Regions from separate parts of the Homo sapiens genome. Here region 2 is linked to region 1. A link is a loop called in an ENCODE intact Hi-C map of the cell type or tissue named here. Cell type or tissue: B cell. All regions are shown on one strand. Links, peaks and the distances in the headings refer to the core of each region. The heading gives the core; the rest is flanking DNA.

The links. A loop is a pair of places that touch in the nucleus more often than their neighbours do. Peaks named below come from ENCODE experiments on the same cell type or tissue, not always from the same donor. Only the 100,000 strongest peaks of a DNase experiment are listed, where the experiment ranks them.
Region 2: it touches region 1 in a loop (8-fold over the local background); 2 of 110 quality-filtered maps call a loop at or near these places.

Annotation. Positions count from the first base shown.
Region 1 is chr6:10,881,934-10,892,519 of GRCh38, forward strand. It overlaps SYCP2L (synaptonemal complex protein 2 like), which reads left to right and starts at 5,119. Exons shown (of 30, transcript NM_001040274.3): 1 at 5,119-5,202; 2 at 9,580-9,648. The coding sequence starts at 5,194. It overlaps GCM2 (glial cells missing transcription factor 2), which reads right to left and starts at 108. Exons shown (of 5, transcript NM_004752.4): 1 at 1-108. RefSeq lists a silencer at 3-297 and an enhancer at 4,286-5,054. In B cell, for the core only: a CTCF peak has its summit at 5,128 (motif pointing left); DNase peaks (open chromatin) are centred at 1,633, 2,192, 5,058 and 7,638; H3K4me3 peaks cover 1,453 bases; H3K27me3 peaks cover 4,380 bases.
Region 2 is chr6:10,418,687-10,429,272 of GRCh38, forward strand. LINC00518 (long intergenic non-protein coding RNA 518) reads right to left here. Exons shown (of 3, transcript NR_027793.1): 3 at 9,099-10,586. LOC107986564 (a long non-coding RNA gene) reads left to right here and starts at 7,742. Exons shown (of 2, transcript XR_001743960.1): 1 at 7,742-8,074; 2 at 9,397-9,595. It also overlaps a transcript of TFAP2A not described here. RefSeq lists an enhancer at 222-879 and a silencer at 7,458-7,727. In B cell, for the core only: no CTCF peak of the experiment used is centred there; DNase peaks (open chromatin) are centred at 1,513, 3,115, 4,765, 7,225 and 2 weaker places; H3K4me3 peaks cover 1,307 bases; H3K27me3 peaks cover 7,420 bases.

The DNA of each region.
Region 1 (10,586 bases), core at 1,268-9,267:
GAGAGAGGCTGTTTAGATATCTGGAAGCTGGGGACAATGGTTATGGACCCGGGCGGGGCCTTGTCCTTGGCCGCGGTGCTGAACGTTCTCCACCCGAACGGCAGCATCGACCTCTGGCAGCTGCCCCCTCCTTTATAAAGATATACCTCCGGGGGGCTCCGCCCTGTCTCGCCTACCTCGCTAGCGCCCACGCTCCAGGGGCCGGTCGCCCCCTCCACCACAGTCCCAGGAACGGAGGTGGAGGTTAAACTCAGCCCTGGAAGCAAATGGAAACTGCAGCCAGAGGGTGGGGGTGGAGAGGGTAAGTAGGAATGTATCCTTTAAGTTTAAAACCTTATTATTTTCTTCTTTTCTTTTCTTCTTTTTTGTCTCACTCTGTTGCCCAGGCTAGAGTGCAGTGGCGCCATCTCAGCTAACTGCAACCTCTGCCTCCCAGGTTCAAGCGATTCTCCTGCCTCAACCTCCCGAGTAGCTGGGAATACAGGTCCGTGCCACCACCCTGGCTAATTTTTGTATTTTTAGTAGAGACAGGTTTTAGCCATGCGAAACCCTGACCAAGCTGGTCTTGAACTCCTGACGATCTGCCCGCCTGGGCCTCCCAAAGTGCTGGGATTACAGGCGTGAGCAACCGCGACCGGCCTATTTTTTTTCTTTTTTCTAAACGCGTCCAGCTTCCCTGATTTCGGAAAGGGGCTTAGATGGAGGCTTTCCAGCAAAGTCCCCTGAGAGCCAACACTCAATTCCAGGAGAGCATGGGAACCGTGCGTGGGCCCCTCTGCCGTCCGCGTGCGCCCTAGCCTGAATAACCGCGCCCACGCCTCCTAGTTAGGGGTCAGCCCATTTTGGGCCTCCACTGCCGGCTCTTCCCCTAACTATTGTGAGTGTCTCGCAGTCTTGGCTCTGCTGTTTGGGACGTGCCAGGGTGCGCCAAGCCTCCGCGTATGCTCGCGAGCCCAGGCGCCTTCACGCTCCCGGGGACTTCGGAGGGACCTGGCCCTGCAGGAACGGAGTCCTACAAAGTGAACCTGGAGGAGGTGGGGGGCGGAAATGAGCCCGGGGTAGGTGGGAGCCTGGGGTAGGTGGGAGCCTGGGGAAGGAGGGAAAGGGGAGAGGGGAAAAGTCCCAAAGAACTCGCTTTCTCCACTGCTTTGGCTCCCTCTGGGTCTCAGCTTCCTTATCTGTTTATCTGTTAAATAAGAGGTTGTGGTTCGGCGAGCTCTCAGTTGCCACCCACCCGAACACAAATCTTTTTTTTTTTTTTTTTTTTTGAGACGGAGTCTCACTCTGTCTTCCCGGCTGGAGTGCAGTGGCGCAATCTCGGCTCACTGCAACCTCCGCCTCCCAGGTTCAAACGATTCTCCTGCCTCAGCCTCCCGAGTAGCTGGAACTACAGGCGCGCCATCGCGACCAGCTAATTTTGTATTGTTAGTAGAGACAGGGTTTTACCAAGTTGGCCAGGATGGTCTCGATTTTTTGACTTCGTGATCCTCCTGTCTCGGCCTCTCAAAGTGCTGGGATTAAAGGCGTGAGCCACCGCGCCCGGCCCACAACTCTTAAAAAAAAACTTCACTGATATAGTCTTGGAAATATCACGACGAAATTGAATTTACTCCATTACAGTCTTGGGAGGCTTTGGAGGACTAGAGAATCGCGGTGGTGCGGAGGTGCGCAGGACAATGTGGGTTCTCCGGGGCTGGGACGAAACCTTCATCATCTGAGCAGCCGACTCGCCCAGGGCTACTCCGGCACATGGAGACCCTCAGTATATATATATATAAAAAAAACAAAAAACAAAAAACAAACAAAACAAAACAAAACCGATTGAAGTGACTAAAGTCACTCTTTGACTACCCCAAGGCCGGATTCTTGGCGGCCAGGGGAAAGGGCTTCTGGAATTTATTGCCCGCGTCCTTGTTTTGCAGCTGCACGCTTCCATTCCCAGCCCCAGCCAGAGAAGAGGAGCCAACTCCTCACGGCAGATCCCTTGATAGAGGAGGATGAACCGAATCCATGACCCTCCAGACCCGGGAAGCGACGCACCCTAGGCCTTGGCACCGCAAAGCCCGTGCTGAGCGCACGGACGGGTGCTGCCCGGGACTCGGCCAGGAGGGCGCCCATGCCAACGCCTCTTGCAGGATTAGTGCCTTCGGTTGGCAAAAGGCGGATAAAGGAAGAGCGAAACCACATCAGGAAGCTAAGGGTGGTCCACGCTCCCTGTCCTTTTACTTCCCGCGCCAAAGGCACAGTGAGGCTTGCTTAGAAAAGTCCATCCCGCGATTGGGCGCAGTGGCTCATGCCTGTAATCCCAGCACTTTGGGAGGCCGAGACGGGAGGATCGCTTGAGCCCAGGAGTGCAAGACCAGACTGGGCAACATGGCGAAACCCTGTCTCTTCGAAAAAAAAAAAAAAAAAAAAAGCCGGGCATGGTGGCGTGTGCCTGTAGTCCCAGCTACTTGGGAGGCTGAGGCGGGAGGATCGCTTGAATCCAGGAGGCAGTGGTTGCAGTAACCTGAGATAGCGCCGAGCCTGGGCGACAGAACGAGACCCTGTCTCAAAAAAAAAAAAAAAAAAAAGGAAGGAAAGAAAGACAGAAAGAAAGAGAGAGAGAGAGAGGAAGGAAGCAAGGAAGGAGAAAGAAAAGAAAAAGAAAAAAAAAAGAAAAGGAAAGAAGAAAGAAAAAGTATCCCAGTCGGTCAGAGAAGCCTGCCAGTGGCAGCGGACCAGCGAACTCTGTTGGGAAGAAAGGCCAACTTCGAGCAGTTCCTCGCGATTTTTTCCTCCTTTATCTTCTAGCTGGGGTCCTCCTCCCAGTCAAAGCCGAAGGGTCCTAGCAGAAGAAAGTGATTTGTTCATTCCCAGCCTCCTTTCTCCCGAAGTTCTCCCCTCCTAAAAGGTCCTGTCAGTCAAGGTTTCTGATTAAAATCACTCTCAAATGGTCGCCACTGAGGTCTAGCTGGGAACGAAGAGATCTGTCTACTCTTCACCCACGAGTTTCATTCACAGATTTTTCATCTTATTAACTGTCTGCCAAAGGTCCCCGAAACTCCTGTTGATTCAGTTGCTTTTCGTGTTGTTTTGTCTTCCAAAATTGAATGAAAATTTATTGATTATCCATTTTAATTATAGTATTTCATTAAATGTTGTAGTCTAAGATAACTTATCCTTTCAAATGTTCTAAAAATAACTTTAAAATGGTGATTTAAAGTTACCTCTGAAAATGCATAGAAATTAATTTTTGGTCTTATTGCAGTGCTAGAATAGTTCTTGTCTCTGTGCTTTTGGAATGTTCCTAGAGAGACCTGACCCGTCAAAAACATAAATAAATAAAACTTTTTTATGTAAAAGGCAAATCAATTAATTTCTAAAGGGATTCTGGTATCCAAAGAAATGTCATAGAGCCTCTACTATATTTAGTTTGAGAAGAATTAGAGTATGCATTTCAAGTTGCCATAAATTATATTAAGACAAAACATGTTAGTAAAAGAAGCTAATCAAAGTAAAAAAAAAACCAGATAAAAGGTATTTTGCCTATTCTGTTATTTTTAATTTCTCTTAAAGATTTGAATGCATTGCACCATAGACTTTGGAAGGACATGTTTTCCCCCAAAGCCTGAAAATAATAGATGATTAAGTTTTCTATCTAATATTATGAAAACTCTAATTTTTAAATATTCTCTTAAAATTCATTTAAACTGTAGTATTTTGTTTATTGCTTCTTATTATTCATTGTTTCTTTCTTGCCCTGGTATTATATTTGTATTGACTCACAATAGCTTATACTCACAGCTGTTCCTGTCTTGATTACTAGTTTAATATTACAAAAGTCCATTCATTGAAAAGGAAAAAAACTTGCGTTTGAATTTCCTTGGTTTAGATTAAAATAGGTAAATTAATGTAAGAATGTTTACATTATACTTTCCAGGAAATTGATATGACAGGCTTTGACATAAACATTGTTTTGAACGGACTAGAAATGTGTGCAAGTCCTGGGCTAACAGGGGTTCTGGTTTTGTTATGTTTTGCTTTGGTGTAGACAAATATCTTCCGTACATATTATGACTTGAAATACTCACAGGTCTAGTTATAATACAAGTTGATTTTTACACAAAGGATGTTTGGATTGGAGGGGTCTTTTTTTTGTTTTTTGTGGAAAACTCTAGTCCAATTTAATTTTGCCACCGTGTTCACACAACTGGCCACCTATCCGAATCAGCCTAGCCATTGGTACGCATACTTGTCAGGTTAAAGGAAATAGGCAAACAAAGAAACAAAAAAACAAAAACAAAAACAAAACTATTTGCTTTGATTAAAAAAAAAAATTCCCCTTCCTCCCCACCACGGTACTTAAAAAACAACCACCAAACACACTTTGTGTGTGTGTGAAATCAGGAATGTATTAATAATATCGGGTACAAGTCTGGTTACCATAGGAAAGGGTTCGGCTTCTGTCTGCACACATCAATGGACCAAAAACTGCTCCTCTGGCTGTTTTTTTTTTGAGACGGAGTCTCACTCTGTCCCCCAGGCTGGAGTGCAGTGGCGAGATCTCCGCTCACTGCAACCTCCGCCTCCCGGGTTCAAGTGATTCTCCTGCCTCAGCCTCCCCAACAGCTAGGATTACAGGCACGTGCACCGCGCCCGGCTAATTTTTTGTATTTTTAGTAGAGACAAGGTTTCACCATGTTGACCAGACTGGTCTTGAACTCCTGACCTCAAGTGATCCACCAGCCTCGGCCACCCAAAGTGCTGGGATTACAGGCGTGAGCCACCGCGCCTGGCCGCCCCTCTGGCTTTTTAAGGCGGGGCAAAAACTTGGAACAGCTACCACAAAGCGAACGCCTATCTGTTTGGAATTTCGCAAATAAGGAACGTTTAAATGACGTAGTTCACATCCTTTGAGTGCTGGCTTTCTCTTAAAGGGTGAGTGCGTGCGCCCAGGTGGTTTGGCCTGTGTGCGCTAGTTACTTGCACGCGCTTCTTGAGTCTCAAAACACAGAGCTCTAGTAAACTTCAGGGGGCGGATTCGTCAATTACAGTTGCGGAAGAAGACTCGACTCGAAGAGCGGTCCGCCACCAGGGCTCTTTCGGCAGCGCCCCCAGCGGGCGGGGCTCTTGGGCGGGGAAGCAGGAGAGGGCCGACCGAGCGCAACAAAGCTGAGCGGCGCGTCGCTTCAGGAACGAAGAAGCCTCGTTATGCAAGCGGTGAGTGACCCCCGAAGGGCCCGGACCTTCTGTCCACAGTGCTAGGGCGCGCGAGGGCGCGGGGTCCCTGGGGCTCAGGTTCTGCCGCCTTGAGGTGTTCGCTCAGAGACCGGGTGCTGGGCATAGTCCCCCGCCACCTCCTTGGGTTTGCTCGGAGTGTATTGGCAGCCTGCGGGGAGACCAGGCAGAATAGAAACCTCGGATCCCTAGCTAAATAGCGCTCAGGGAAAGGGGAACCGGAGAATTCGTGTTCGGAAAGCAATGAGATAGTTCTTTTCTAGTTGCTTTGCGTATTTTCCTAGCCGGTTTTCCAGCCCTCTTTCCACCTTGCTGCGTAGAAAGTGCAGAAGTGTTAAGCAACCCCAAGTGCTGGGACTTCATTTAACCGAACGACAAAGGACAGCCCCTAAGATAAAGCTACAATTATTACTTATCAATAAATAATAAAAAAAAACACATGAAGTTTGAGCCCACCCAGGGACGCCAAAAACAACAAACAAAAACCACCTGGGGCGTGTTTCTAACATTCTTCTGCCTGGGTTCCTGGTGGTAGAAATTCTGATGTAATTGGTCTACGGTGGGCCGGTAGTTTGTTAGTTTGTTAGTGAGGACGCCAGGTGATTCTGATAGCCAGGGGTAACTGCTTGCCTAGATCCAGGAACTCACTCTTGTTCTCCATAAAATCCATCTGTCATCTGGCGCCATCTTCCCAGCCATGGGGAAACAGATTTGGGACAGAAACCTTTCTAACATCAAGCTACGCTTAAATTCAGAGCACTTAAGCATAACCTCCTCACCCTCTCCATCCCTGTTACATTGAAAGCTGCCATTCACTGAGCCATTTTTATGTGCCCAGGCACTATGCTAAGAACATTACAGACATTCTGTCAGTCAGTCCTCACTCCAATCCTTCCATATAGGTGTTACCATCTTTTTTTTTTTTTTTTTTTTTTTTTTTTTTTTTTTTTTTTTTTTTTTTGAGACGGAGTCTCATTCTGTCGCCCAGGCTGGAGTGCAGTGGCGTGATCTTGGCTCACTGCAACCTCTGCCTCCCGGGTTCAAGCGATTCTCCTACCTCAGCCTCCCGAGTAGCTGAGACTACAGGCGCGCGCCACCACGCCAGGGTAATTTTTGTATTTCTAGTAGAGACGGGGTTTCACCATGTTGGCCAGGATGGTCTCTGTCTCTTGACCTCATGATCTGCCCGCTTCGGCCTCCCAAAGTGCTGGGATTACAGGCGTGAGCCACAGCGCCCGGCTATCATCATGTTTTTTAAATGAGGAGACTGAATCTCAGAGAATCTAACGATCTTTTCTGCCTAAACCATCCCACTTTCTGATTTTCCTGTCAGGTTCCTACCCACAAAAGCTGCCACATGATCTTCACAGAAGGGGGATACCTTTCTGTGTACTAGAGTGGCTCCAGAAATTCCAGAAACAGGAAGCATTTCTTTGGAATTTGCAAAGTACTGACCACCAAGGCCAGAGAAGGTTGAAAGGAGGTAGAAATAAAAATAAGCAGAGCATCTCTGCATACGAATTGAACTGAAGGAGAGATAGGGCCGTGTCTATAGAGAAAAGAGGTAAAGAAGCTTAACATAAAGGCTCCCGGGAATATTTTCTTTGGGATGGGAAGTATTTCCCACTAATTCAGAATTTGTTGACAAAACTTAGAAATTATAGATACGTAGCATAGTGTTTATTTGATGTCAGTTTATGCTATGAATTAACACCCTTTTTTTTTTGATACGGAGTCTCACTCTGTCACCCAGGCTGGAGCGCAGTGGCTGGATCTCGGCTCACTGCAACCTCCACCTCCTGGGTTCGAGTGATTCTCCTTCCTCAGCCTCACGAGTAGCTGGGTCTACAGTCACGTGCCACTGCGCCCAGCTAATTTTTGTATTTTTTAGTAGAGACGGGTTTCACCATATTGGACAGGCTGGTCTCGAACTCCTGACCTCATGATATGCCCGCCTTGGCCTCCCAAAGTGCTGGGATTACAGGCGTGAGCCACTGCGCCTGGCCTAACACCCAATTTTAATTGTAGCTTTAGCTGTTCCTCCTATCTCACTTTTGCCTCTACTCAATTATCCACTAACACAATGGTTCTTTTTCTTTGCCTTTATCATTTATTTTTAATTGACACATATATTAATTGACACATAGTAATTGCACATGTTAATTGGGTGTAGTGTGATATTTCCATATGTGTATACAGTGTGTAATGATCAAATCAGGGTAATTATGCATATCCATCACCTCAAATATTTATTTCTTTGTGTTGGGAATGTTCAAAATCTACTCGTATAGCTATTTGAAAATATACAATAAGTTGTACATTATAGTCACCTTGCAGTACTATCTTACTCTAGAACTTACTCCTTCCAGCTAGCTGTAATTTTGTGTTCATTAACTAACCTCTGCCTATCTCACTTCCTCTTTTCTAGTGACCACTATTCTCTCTACTTCTATGAGATCAGCCTTTTTTTTTTTTTTTTTTTTTGAGATGGAGTTTCACTCTTGCTTCCCCAGCTGGAGTGCAATAGTGCAACCTTAGCTCATTGCAACCTCCGCGTCCCGGGTTCAAGCGATTCTCTTGCTTCAGCCTCCCCCGTAGCTGGGATTACAGGCATGCGCCACCCTGCCCGGATAATTTTCTATTTTTAGTAGAGACAGGGTTTTGTCATGTTGGCCAGGCTGGTCTCCAACTCCTGACCTCAGGTGATCCACCCACCTCGGCCACCCAAAGTGCTGGGATTACAGGCATGAGCCACCGCACCCGGCCGAGATCAGCTTTTTTAGCCTCTACATGTGATCAAGAACATGCAGTGTGTCTGTCTGTGCCCCGCTTATTTCATTTAGCATAATGTCCTTCAGGCTCATGCATGTTACCATGAATGACAGGATTTTGTTCTTTTTTCTGGCTGAAAAGTATTCCACTGTGTGAATATACCACATTTTCTTTATCCATTCATCCACTGATGGACACTTAAGTTGATTCCATATCTTGGCTATTATGAATAGCGCTGCAGTAAACATGGGAGTGCAGATATGCCTTTGACATACTGATTTCTTTTCTTTTGGATATATCTCCAGGAGTGGAATTGCTGGATTTATGATAGTTTTTTGAGGAACCTCCATACTGTTTTCCATATTGTCTATACTAATTTACATTCCTACCAACAGTGTACAAGAGTTCCTCTTTTTCCATATCCTTGCCAGCATTTGTTGTTTTTTGTCTTGATAATGGCCATTCTAACTGGGGTAAGATAATATCTCATTTTGGTTTTGATTTGCATTTTCCAATGATTAGTGATGTTGAGTATTTTTTCATATACCTGTTGGTCATTTGTATGTCTTCTTTGGAGAGATGTCTATTTAGCTTATTTACCCATTTTTAATTGGATTGGTTATTTTGCTGTTGAGGTGTTTGAGTTCCCTGTATATTCTAGATATTAATGGCTTGTTGGATGCATAGTTTGCAAATATATTCTCCCATTCTGCTGGTTGTCTCTTCACTCTATTATTTCCCTTTCTGTAAGAAGCTTTTTGGTCTGTATAATTTCATTTGTCTATTTTTGCTTTCATTGCCTGTGATTTTGAGGTTTTCTCCATAAAATCTTTGCCCAGACCAATGTCCTAAAGTGTTTCCCCTATATTTTATTCTAGTAGTTTGGGATCTTAAGTGTAAGCTTTTAGTTTATTTTGAGTTGATTTTTGTATATGGTGAGACATGGGATCTGGTTTCATTCTTCCACATATAAATATCCAGTTTTCCCAGCACCAGTTATTGAAGAGACTGTCTTTTCCCCATGAATGTTCTTGACACCTTTGTCAAAAATCAGTTGGCTATAAAAAAGTAGATTTATTTTGGGTTTATCTATTCTGTTCCATTGGTCTACATATGTGTCTGTTTTTATGCCAGTACCATGCTGTTTTGTTCCTATAACTTTGTAGTATATTTTGAAGTCAGGTACTATGATGCCTTAAAGACACTTTTATTTAACTTTATTTTACAAGCTCTCATTCTGAAAATGGTTTATTAGTTCAAAGCCTTTTTACTTCTACTTTATAATCATCATTATAGAGTTTGTTTATTTTGTGTGATTATTTATTCAAATGATGTTTGCTTTGCTTCTTCTGATAGTTTGTACTGTATTTGTCTTAGACCATGCTAAAGAAGGTTGGATAAAGTTTTTCTCTTTTTTCTAAGTACTATTTTACTTAGACCTATAATATGAGCAAACAAAAATTTCTGTTCAGGAAAACAATACAAACCTTTAATTTTTTTTTTTTTTTTTTTTGCTTTGTGTTTAAAACTTGAAATGCATTTCTTTGAAATAAAAATTGTTTAAAAACATGTTTTTATTCCACACAGAAAAACAAAGATGCTTTGCAGCCTATTAAGGAAGACAGGACTGGGAAGGCCCAGGATGATGCTTTCTGGGTAAAGATCAAGTTTCTTTTATAATCTCTCTCTGTGTGTGTGTGTGTGTGTGTGTGTGTGTGTGTGTGTGTGTGTGTGTGTGTATGTGTATATGAGTGTATGTATTCTTTCTAGTTCTGTGTTCCCTGGGTCATTAGCAAACTTGTTCCTCCAGTTGCTCAAATCAGAAGCAGAGAAATCTTTACTTCTCCTTCCCTAATCTCTCATGTCCAATTTATTACTATATCTAGTCAATTTACCATTAGCTATCTTACCAATATCCTAGTCTAAACTATCTTGTGCCCTGTGCAGATATCTTGTGCCCTAAATGCAGATAGATGATACTGAACAAACTAGAAACAACGTCTGCCTTTATGGAGCTTATAGACTGGCAGAGAGCCAAAGAAGCAGGAAGAAAAAGAACAGGGTAATGAGATGGGGAATAATTGGGAATGTTGAGGAGGCACCTGGTCTACGTAAGATAAGGTGGTCCTGGAAGATCTACCTGAAAAAGTGATGCTTAAGCTGTGATCTGAGTGGAACCAGCCATGTGGAAAGTGGTGGGGTGAAGTAGCCCAGGCCTAGAACAGCCAGTTCAAAGGCCCCGAGGCAAGGAAGAGCTTGACTTATCCTAGGACTCATTAGCAAGGAGGTCAGACTGTCAGAGATCAGATCATGCCACGTTCTGCGGACTAAAGCAAAGGATTTTGGGTTTATTTTTAATGCAGAGGAAGCCATGGCAAAGTTTTGTTTTGTTTTAACGGGATCTCACTCTGTTACCCCAGCTGGAGTGCAGTGGTACAATCATGGCTTACTGCAGCCTTGACCTCCTGGGCTCAAGTGATCCTCCTGCCTCAGCCTTCTGAGTAGCTGTGACTACAGCCATGAACCACCACACCTGGCTAGTTTTTCATTTTTTGTAGAGACTGGGTCTCAATATATTGCCCAGGCTGATGTCA
Region 2 (10,586 bases), core at 1,214-9,213, 460 kb before region 1:
AGCAGGGCCAAGTTCCACAGGCGTTGGTTTTGGCAAATTCACCACCCCCCTGCCTCCTCACCCACCATTCTCACACTCCCTCATCCGTAGCCCAGGCGGCAAAAACCCATTTCAGGAAGTGGAGTGAGTTGCTAGCTAAACTTCGGGCAAACTTTGTATCTCCTACAGAAACACGCTGCCTCCGCGACCCAGCCATCTGGACCCCTTTCCATTCTTCACACATCCTAGATCTCCCGAAATCTGGGGGTACCAAGAGAGACAGGTGCACCAGAACCTGTCCAACACTCAACCCTGGGGTCTAGGGCGAGGCCGCAGGCGCAGCAGGCTGAAAACCTTCACCGCCGCGCACCACAACCCCAGGCCTTCTCCCTCCCCCCTTCCGAATTAGTCATCCTCCCAAGTTTCTACTTGAGGTGGGAGGGGGGTGGGGGAAACGGCCACAGCACAAACCACAAGTGACCCACCAGGCCACCTGTGGAGCGTGCGCCGGACTTCCCCGGCGCCGGGCCCCGCGGGCTGCGCGCTTTGCGCCCAGCACCGCAGTCGCTGCCTGCGCCCGTTTTTCCTGTCTTCGCTGTCTCCTGGGAGCTCTCCTGGGCGCTGCCAGGCGCGCCTCACCTACGACTCCCCTGCCCTGGGCCACGGCGCTTCCTCTCCTCCTCCCCGCTCCGGCCCCCTCCCCTACTCCACCCCTGCCCACCTCAACCCCAGCCAAGGCAAACCCCCCGTACCTGCCAGTCCCCCATTTTGGCAAGTATGGACATCGCGGCTCTGCGCTCCTGGCGACTGGTCCCCGCCGGGCATGGGCTGGAGGGCTCGGTCGGGCCAGCTCCCTGGAATCGCTTAGGCAAATCCTCCTTTTTTACCTGCTCACCAACATCTCACCTGGTCATAAAGAGCTGGGTTGCTACCTGCCGACGCATGCGCGCTGGCCCAGGAATTCACTCCGCCAGCTGCAGTCCCAGCGCCGCACAGAGCTGACCTGGGAAGTGATGGATTTATAGCCGCGGCAATCTTGCCATCAGCTCCAGCTTTTCCCAACAGCCCCAACCCGCTTTCCCGGTCAGTCCCTGGCCCGGGAACCGAAGCTGACTGACTGCTGGATGTGCTGGGTGCGATGCGAGTGTGAGTGTGTTTTCGCACTCCAGTGGTGGGGCATCGACAAGCTCGACCCATGGCTAGCCTCCCCTCGGAACTTTCGAACTGGGGGAGTCTCCACTCCCGGGTGGGGGTCGGGGGTTGGGGAAGGGCTAGACTGCTAGAAGCGTCCAGACCCCATGATCCCCGCGCACCTGGACACAGTGGGGACAGGTCGCCGTCCCCGCCTCCCCACCCGCCCACGAGGTGCAGGGCACGGCTGGCCTTAGCGGATCTGACTCTGCCAACCCCGGGGCCACTTCAGCGTTAGATTCCACATGAAACTGTTGCTCAATAGGTGAAGACGTTCATGATTCTGTGTCACTTCTGGCTTCTAGGTTTAGTCTCCTCCCATCGTAGAGAGAAAGAGAGAAACTCTACACATACATACACACACTCACACACACTCTCTCTTACACACTCAGACTTAGCACTTCTGTACAAAGGTCCACCCCCTTCTTCCTACTTTCACAGTTCCCTTCCCCTCTCCCACTCCTCTATGGCTTCCAGCGCTTTATCTTTTCCATTTAGAACTTTTTAAAGGAAGAATGGGGGCGTTGGTGGCTCTGGGATGGGCAACTGAGGTTTGGTTTAGGGTTTGCTTTCCCATGACAGATAAAATCACTGAAGTGATTTCACCGCTGCTTCTAATTAGAGGGGAGCTTTAAAAGAAGCCACGGGATTTGGGGCTCCCGGAGCCGCACCTGGCCAGGAGGGAGGTGAGGGTGAGGAGATTGGCCTCGGGCCACACTCTCCCAGAGACGGTGCCAGTCCCATTCCGCGGCTATGAGATCGAATTGTCCTGGGTCTAGGCCTGGGACGCCTGGGCCAGGCCCAGTTACCCTCCCGGGCTGCTGTCGCCGGGACTTGGAGACGAACAAAGAACCAGTTTTAAATCGTCTTCTCTGACATGTCAGGCAAATATGTGTAAAAGGTCAGCTCCACGCTGTGGAGCAGAGACCTGTCCCCCAGGCACCAAAACCTCCCCTTTCTAACCGTGCCCGAGAGCCTCCGACCCCTGGGCCCTGTCCAGGCGGCTTTGCACCTCTCGGCCTTCCCAGGGGTGGGGTGGAGGTGCCTCTCCCTGGAGTCCCCTTATCGGTTCCGCATTTTATTCATCCCTGGGCTACAGGACTTTCATCCCAATGCCCATCCTTTAGTTGATTTAAAACTTTCTGGGACCTGCCTTAGAATCTTGGTCAAGGCTGGGGGTTTCTGTGGGTAGTTTTTTTGGTTTGTTTTGTTTTGCTGAGAATTTAAATAAATTAGATGAAGTTTTTAACTCCTAAGTGCATCTTCCCTGGCTTTTTCCAGACGGTGGAAATAGGGCGGTGACTAACTTTTCAGAGTGGAAGACACGCACGAAGGGCGCACCTGCAGCTCTCCGGGATTCAGGCGGGGGTCGCTGTGCTCTCTTAAAAGTGAGCGGCGGTTTCAGCCTGCCACCGCTTCGCCTCGCCAGCTCGGAGGAAACTCTGGCTGGAGGCGACCTCGGGCCCAGCCGGACGGGCCGGGCCGAGCCTAGGAGGGGCTGGCAGACGTGTCCCAGGGCCAGGGTGGGGCGTAGGGAGCGCCGTCTCCACCCTCAGTACTTTTGGGGTGGGGGACCTGAGCGTGCGGAGAGCGGGAGGCAGAGCTGAGAGCGGGGTTAAGCGCGAAGCTAAGGCGCCGCATAGGGTTGGGTGGGAATGGACAGGGTGAGCTGGAAGCGAAGCACCCCAGCCAGGCCTTAGGAGAGAGGACCGTCGGCATCTGTGCACATCCTAGCGGGCGGATGATGTGGGAGAGAGGCGGAGGGAGGTGAAATGCGGGAGCTAGAATTTAGCTTTGCAGTGAGGTCACTTGGGGTCTGCATTCAGCTCCGATATATACATGTAGGGGCTGTGTGATCCTGGGGAAGTTACCGACCTTGTCTGAACTCCTGTTTCCTGGTTTGTAAAGTGGCTAATTGGTGGGAATTCAATAGGAGAATGTGCGCAAAACGCTTAGCACAGCGCCTGGCCAACAATGCGCTCTCAAGAAAGGCTGCTGAGCCTTGTCCAGGACGGTCTACACCGCCCCACGTCCAAGATGAGTTCACAGCGCCCAAGACCTGTTCAATTTAAGATGATGTAAACTGCATTGCCCTTCTTAGACACGCAGCAGCCAGGAGCTGGTCATCTGCACCTCCCGCGATTTCCTCCTCAGAACCCCAGTCCTGCCAGATTTGCGTCCTTCCCTGGCTCCTCAAACACCTGCTGCACCGCTCAGAGCCTTTCCCCACCCCGACCTCCTCCGCAGCTCCGCACCAGCGAGACTGCGCCCCGTGGCACCTCGGGGGTGCCACGATTGGCGGGGGATGGGGGATGCCTCCCAGCTTCATCCGCTCTCCGGGTTCCAGACAACCATTCCGGAGAGCCAGCTGCTCTCAGTGCGGGCAGGCCCAAGGCCACTAACTGCACTTGGCGACCCACCTCCGTTCCCAAGAGGCCTCGGAAAGTGCGGCCTCGGGTCTCTTTTGAAACAGAGACCCGCGGCACCCCGCTTCTCCCCCTGGGATAGGAGAGGGAGAGCCGCGGGAGTTCCGCAGCCACTCCTGGCGCTGCCACCACGAAGCAGGTTCACTAGCTAACAGGGCCTGGGACACTGAGCCGTGTCGCAAACTTTTCTGTGCCCCACTCAATGAGGGAAGCCTGAGCTGCGGTGAGGGGCGGGATGACCTGGTGTTGGGTTGAGCGGAGCTCCCAGCTTCAGGTAATGCTGAGCTCAGGCTCTCTGAGGCCTGTGGTGTCAGAAACTGCGGTGGAACCCATTCTCCGCCAACAACCCTCCTCCCAGCGCCATCAGCCCCAAAGTTTCTGAGGGAGTAATCTCTGAGTTAGGGTTAAGCCCTGCTTGAGCCTCATTTTCACTCCACTCCTTCACTTACCATCAGGCACCATACCCCTAGCGATTTCACCCAACGTTCTCTAAATGAACTTGGATATCTGGACCCAAGTCTGAGCAATGGGTTCATTCGGGTGATGACCTCGGCTTTGCTTTTCCGCTGGGGAGTTGAAGATCCCTGGGCAGGTGGAGTGACCTCTGGCTTCACGTCTTTCCTCTTCCCCTGTCTCCCACAGTGGCTGCTATTCCCTGCCCTTGGCAGAGCAAACCTAATTTAAACTTTGTTTCCTTCTTGGTCCCCCTTGGCGTGGTAAACTTGCCCTCAGGGTCAGGGCCAGGAAGAAGGAGAATTGGGCTACTCAAAGGAAAAGGTGAGGGAAACTGAGTGGCATGACTCTCCAATTGGATTAGGGCAAAGGAATTACCAGGAGAATTACCAGCAACCACAGGAGAAGAAATTAGCCAAATCTCTTAGCAAAGGTGTCCAGGGAGAAGGTGAAGAAGGAAGGGTGTGCATTAGGGATGTCCCACTGTGGCTTTCCAGAATGCACGCTTTCAACTGACAGCAGTGGGTACAGGCCCGAGGTGTGCAGCAAGCTGGGAAGCCCAGAGGCCGAGAAGCTAAAGATGCCCTGGAGACTGGAGGAGCGCATCACCGGTCAGTGCGCCCCCTCCAGGAGCGGCCTCCCGGCCCTCTCGGCCTTAGGCGACAGGTGCAGCAGCTGTCTCTACTGCCCGCTGTGCCAGGGCGGCTGCCGAGCACTGGTGCGGAACCACTATCGGAACGAGTTTGCACTTCTGTTTACAAAGCAATCCTGCCATCAAAAGAGGAACAAAATCACCACTTATCACACCCTGTCATAAAGTAATCTGCCCTGGAGGGAAACCCTTGTGGAGAACTGCTGTGTGTGTGTGTGTGTGTGTGTGTGTGTGTGTGTGTGTGTGTTGGGGGAGGGGGGATGGAGGAAAGGGGGATTCTCCCAACTCTTCTGCAGAGTAAATCGCTGGAACGCGTGGTGTCCCAACCGGCCTGGAAAGACCGAGAGTACCATGAGCTGTGAAGCTGGGGTGTGACAGGGATGCCCGTCCAGGGCTGGCAAGAGTGCAGAATGGCTCTCTTGGATCTTTGGAATAGGCACATCTGCAGACCCCGCTCCAATGTTTACTTTCCTAGCGCCTTCGAAGATACTCCCAAGGGCCCCCAAAATAGATCAGCAAAAAGTGTTGGGGGTGGGGGGAGTGAAAAAGCCAGTTCTTGAAGACTGTAAGGTCCCCTTTCGCATCTCAGCATCTGGAGTGTGCAGGGAATTCCTGACCAGTGGTTTTGCTCCCTCCAATCCCTTGCCTCCCCCCTCCCATGTTATGCACTTGTTCTTGGAGAGATGGACGTTAAAGAAGCGTCAAGCAGTTCTCACTGCAAATAAATGGTGCAGAAATAAGAGAGAGAGGATGAAAGCCTAGGAAGTTATAAGTGATCCTGACCCGACCCAGCCACCAGGGGGTTATCTCTTTCCAGGTCCTGCCTTGTGTAGAGTGAGGTGATAAACGCTTTAGGCAGCCAAATCCAAGCACAGCTGGGTGCCTGGCGGGGATGGGGTGGGGGTGGTCCTATGTGGTGCCTCTGCCTCTGGAGTTACCTTTAGGAAAGGTCAAGAGAACTATCCTCCCCTCCATGTCTGCTGAAAAGGGGCTATTTTGCTAGTCTTGTTATCAGTAATTCACCACTTAATATAACCAGGTTTTAGGTTTGTATATGAGCGATCCTGGACATCCAATACCATCCCCCCAGTTCCCCAGCGCCACTCCTGGACATTCTAGACACCAGCGAGGCTTCTTCTGCAGCCATTCCTAATGTAGCAGATCCATTTTGGGGGGAGTCTGGATGCAGGTGTGTGTGATCCAGCCTGAATTTGAGACTCTCAGTTTCTTTAACACCAGCTTGAAAAGTCTGCAATCACTAGCCCTGAGAGAGTACTTTGGTTCCTAATGGGATATCCTGAGTCAGGGTGGCTGAAAGAGCTACCAGTTTACCTTGTACATGGCAGGCAGAATTCTCAATGCTAACTTACCACTTGCACTTATTGAAGGCCTGGGGGAGATGGTTTCATCCTTCATAATTCCTGTATGTCTGATGCCAGTGGAGAGTCAATGTTTTGCTGTGTCACTGTGCAAAAAACAAACAAACAAACAAAAAACCTGTAAGGTGAGGGATTGTACTTTTCAATGACTGGGGAGCTAGTTCCAAAGCTGGCACAATCGCCAAGAGCTAAATGGAAGAAGGTCCTTGCTCCTTCTCCAAAAAACCTTTCCTGGGGGTAATGGGTGACTTAGGGCAGTGACCTTCAAACTTTGCTGTGTATTAGAGTCAGCTGGAGGGTTGTAAAGTCGCGATGCCTGAGCGGCTCAACACAACAAAGAAATCAGAATATCTGGGAGTAAAACCCAGATTTGGGAACCATTTAGGGAAAGTCTGCCTCGATCTGTAGCAGAGTTTTGGGATTGACTTTCTAAACTGCAGCCACTCCTCATCTTTGGCCTTGTGAAAAACTTGAGACCCCGGCTTTATCAGTCCCCCTTTTGAAAAACAGGGCGTGTCTCAGCCCTAGGTATGCAAAGCTAAACGTCTCAAACCGCTCTGCATTCGAATTAGCCAACTTAAGAACAAGTCCAACAGCACTGCTAAGCAAGAGCCTAATAACTCAGCGTTTCGCGACATCTCTTGGCGGCGTTGACCGTTTGCCCGGGACACTGGTTTAGAAGCACGGCATAGGGTGTCTCTACATCTTAGAAATCAAGACAGCCTCTAGGTTAGAATAAAGTTTACTCTGGACTGGGCATAACTCCACTCCACCTCTGCGATTCTTCTTCTCGTTTCCCGTCTTCTGTCTTTTCTTTCCTCCCTTCCCAACTCCTAGCGCGCTACTTTAACGTCTCAGTCTCGTTCGCTAAGCCCATGCGCCTGGGACTTGTTCTTTGAATCTCAAGTCCGAAAAGCCAGGAATCCTCGATCATGGACTTCCTCCTGCTAAATTAGAGGGAGTGAAATTTCGCTCTCCTCTCCATCCTACTTCCCCATCCCAAACTCGCTAGATTAAGTTCGCTGACCAGGCGCGCACCCAATGGCAGCACCCTCTCCAACATTTTCCCCACCAGAGAGGCAAGTGTCCTACATTTGTACGTAAAGGTCCCTGAGTGGCTAGGTGGAGAGGCTCGGATGTCTTTTCCTGGAGCGGGCCTCGGGGAGCTGCAGCAGCCCCAGCCTCAGGCACCACAGCCAAGCGAGCGCGCCTTGGGCTCGCTGCTCTGCACGCAGCTGGAGGTCTGGGCCGCTGACCCTCTGGCCACGTAGTCAACCCGAGGATGTGTGCCCCGGGGCTCGGCCTTGCCTCGGGTGAGAAGGCTAGTCACCATTCAGGGTGCAGGTGTCATGGCCTGGAAATGGCAATATCTGAGCAAACAGGTGGGCGTCGCTTCCCGGCGGTGCGGTGGCCGCTGGCTCGCAGCGCGCTCCAGCTTTCGGCGCCGCCGCCGCCCCTTTGCTCTGCGGACTCAGCCAGTTCCCGGGTGGCCCAGCTGGGTGGCTCCGAGGCCTGCCCCCTTGGGCTGCGGCGGGAGGCGGGGACTGCAGTGCCGAGTGTAGGGCGCCCCAGCCGGGCTGGCGGTTCACGCTGCGCTCGGGCCTCTGCCGGGAGGGCGCCCTGGCGCCAAACCCGGGCGGGCAGGGGGGTGGAGAGCCGATTGAGTTTATTCCCATTCAGAATTTAGAGGCTGGTGGAGACAGAGAGTCTCCTAAATGGATGCAAGTCTCCTGAAAGTCTGGGCCGGAAGCCTCGAAACTTTCTGCCACGCAAAGCCCCAGCTAGTCTCCAGGGCTCGGTCCTGGTTCCCTTTGTGCAGGCCCGGAAGTGTCCGCCCGGTTTTCCCACTGCCTGGAGGGGCCCAGGGTCGCGGATAGACTCGGACAAGGCTCCGTTTACTTTCAGTTTGTCTTAGTTGACTAATGGCGGGACTGGTTGTAATGCGTGCTCTGAGATTTTCTCCAGGATTTGTCACTTTAATTTTGCAATATGAGGTAAGGCCATGTTTTTTAAAGTGGAGACACTCTCTTTGCCTTTCCTGCCTTCCTAAAGGAAGCACATCCTCTTGATGTGCCCGACGGGACCTGCAGACTCCAGACTCCACTGCTTTTTCTCAAAACCACACACTTGAAAAGAATACACTTCGATTGCTGTTAAAACTTGTCAGATTTCCATGTTTTAATCGCTGGCAATGTCTTAATAATGGAACCTTACCACTTTTGCACGTGTTGCTGAAAAGAGAGCTCTCCAGTAAAAGTGCCGTGCCCATGAGTCTCTTGAGGCTGTGCAAGGTTACTTATCAAGGATCTCAAAATGACAGGCAGGCTACCTCTGGATTTCCAATCACATGTTCAAAACTCAAAGATTCTCAGTCTGGAGAGGTTTGGTTTTGTTTTGGTTTGGTTTTAAAAGCTCATTCCTCCCCCCCCCCCACCCCCAATAACACAGTACTTAATTGTTTTATTAAATTGTTCCAGGCTCTGGAACCCTGGGGAGGCACTCTTCAAATGGTATTGTTTTTTCTGTATTTATGTCAACACAGGAAGTTGCATTAGAAACTTAAGTTGACAATTTAATAAGGCCTGATCAAGTATATGAGGTTTTTTTAAAAAAATTGACGTAGCACATATCACTTCATTTGTTTTCAAACTCAAAATGTGCTCTTTCTGAATCTTACGATGTAAATCGTAGAGTCTTTATACTAGATAATTTTAGCTGTGATATTGTGAATATAAGAATTGTACAATTTTCCTTTGAAATGTGCTGCTGAGAAGAATAAAAATGAAGTTTTCTCTCTGGAAATGGCTGGAAACAAACGTCAAAACCTGACAATTTACACACACAGTTCTCTTTCTGACTTGACTCACCCCTTTGAGAATTACTTTTTAAAACACCAAAGTTATAGGATACTAAGTTAATTGTGGTCTTTCTAATTCTGAAAAACTGGTTTTCATTTGCCTCAAGAACTTTTAAGGCAAAGTTGTCTAAGATACTTCCTTGAACAAAGACTCAGACAAAAGCATTTGACTGCTTTTAATTTCTCAGCATTTTTACATTTTAAAACTATAGCTTGAATGAAACTCAAGTGTCCTGAATAAAGAATAAATACTTAAAAATTGTTTAAATACATATTTTCTCCTTTCATTGTTGGAGCATTCAAGCAAAGATTGTGTAAAATTCAGGTTAAGTAAAATGTAAAAAATACATATCCAGTTTACATTACATATTCTTTTTGTGTACAAATATTTATACCAATAAAAACCCCCTAAGATATTTATATCTTTAACATCTATTTTTCTTTTACCTTTACTACTAGAAAGAGAAGCTAACAAAGGAAAGCCTCTTCAAAAAATGGGATTTCCTTGGCCTTAGCAGTTCTGGTGTGTTCCACTGCCAACACTAGGTAGGAAAAATCTGACTTGTGATGTTGTGATTAAATAGCGGCCTGGCTCAAACTGCCCAAAGAGAGGGAATTCACTATGAGTTCCACAGTTTTATCTTGAGGAAGAAACTAGCAGAAACACAGAATTTTAGAGCCTTAGAGCTCTCATTACAAAATGGCCCTCACTATAAAGTGGCATATACTGAACCCAGCTTAGATGTGTGTACTGAGCCCAGTACAAATGTATATAGTGAACCCAGAGCTCTCATTACAAAATGCCTCTCACTATAAAGTGGCATATACTGAACCCAGCTTAGGTGTGTGTACTGAGCCCAGTACAAATGTATATACTGAGCCCAGAGCTATTCAGCTTGTTGGTGGTGGGGGTGGTTAGGATTAGATGACAACACCTATTCTCGAATGAGTTAGTCTATGATGCTGTGTCCTAGATTGTGCTCAAGATTAAAAACCTGATTAAAAGACCTTTTTGACTGAAGAGTGTTCTTAAACCTTAGCATCCAATCTGCTTTAAACAGGTTGCAATTAAACATAATGCTATGTGTTCATTGTTAATTGCAGACAGGAAATGTCCAGTGTTGATAGAAATTACCTCTAAAGTCTTGATTCTGGAAGAAGCTAGAGAAATGGCTCTTGGATTTCTAATACTGGCACTTCTTTGGTGACTGTTTCCCATGAATTACCTCAACTTGCACTGAAAGCCACAAGAAAACCAAAAAATGCAAACTACAAGCCTGAATATGCCTACAGATTACCTGTGTCTTTAATGTGTCTTGAGCAGTTTGGATACATGCTTGATATTTTGTGGCAACAAAATACTAGTGCCAGACCTGTATACCTATGTAACAAACCTGCACGTTCTGCACATGTATCCCAGAACATAACATATAATTTTAAAAAATTCAAAAATAAATAAATAAAATTTAAAGACTCAAAAAAAAAAATACTAGTGCCAGGACTCCACTTTTAGTATCACTTTTCATATTTTAGTATTTAGTATTATCATTTTATCTTTCAATGTATTAGTGAAGCTTCTACGGTATTGTTCTGTCTTTTCAAATCAACAGGTGATAGTAGGAAAGCAGGAATAATCTCCCAGGAATCAT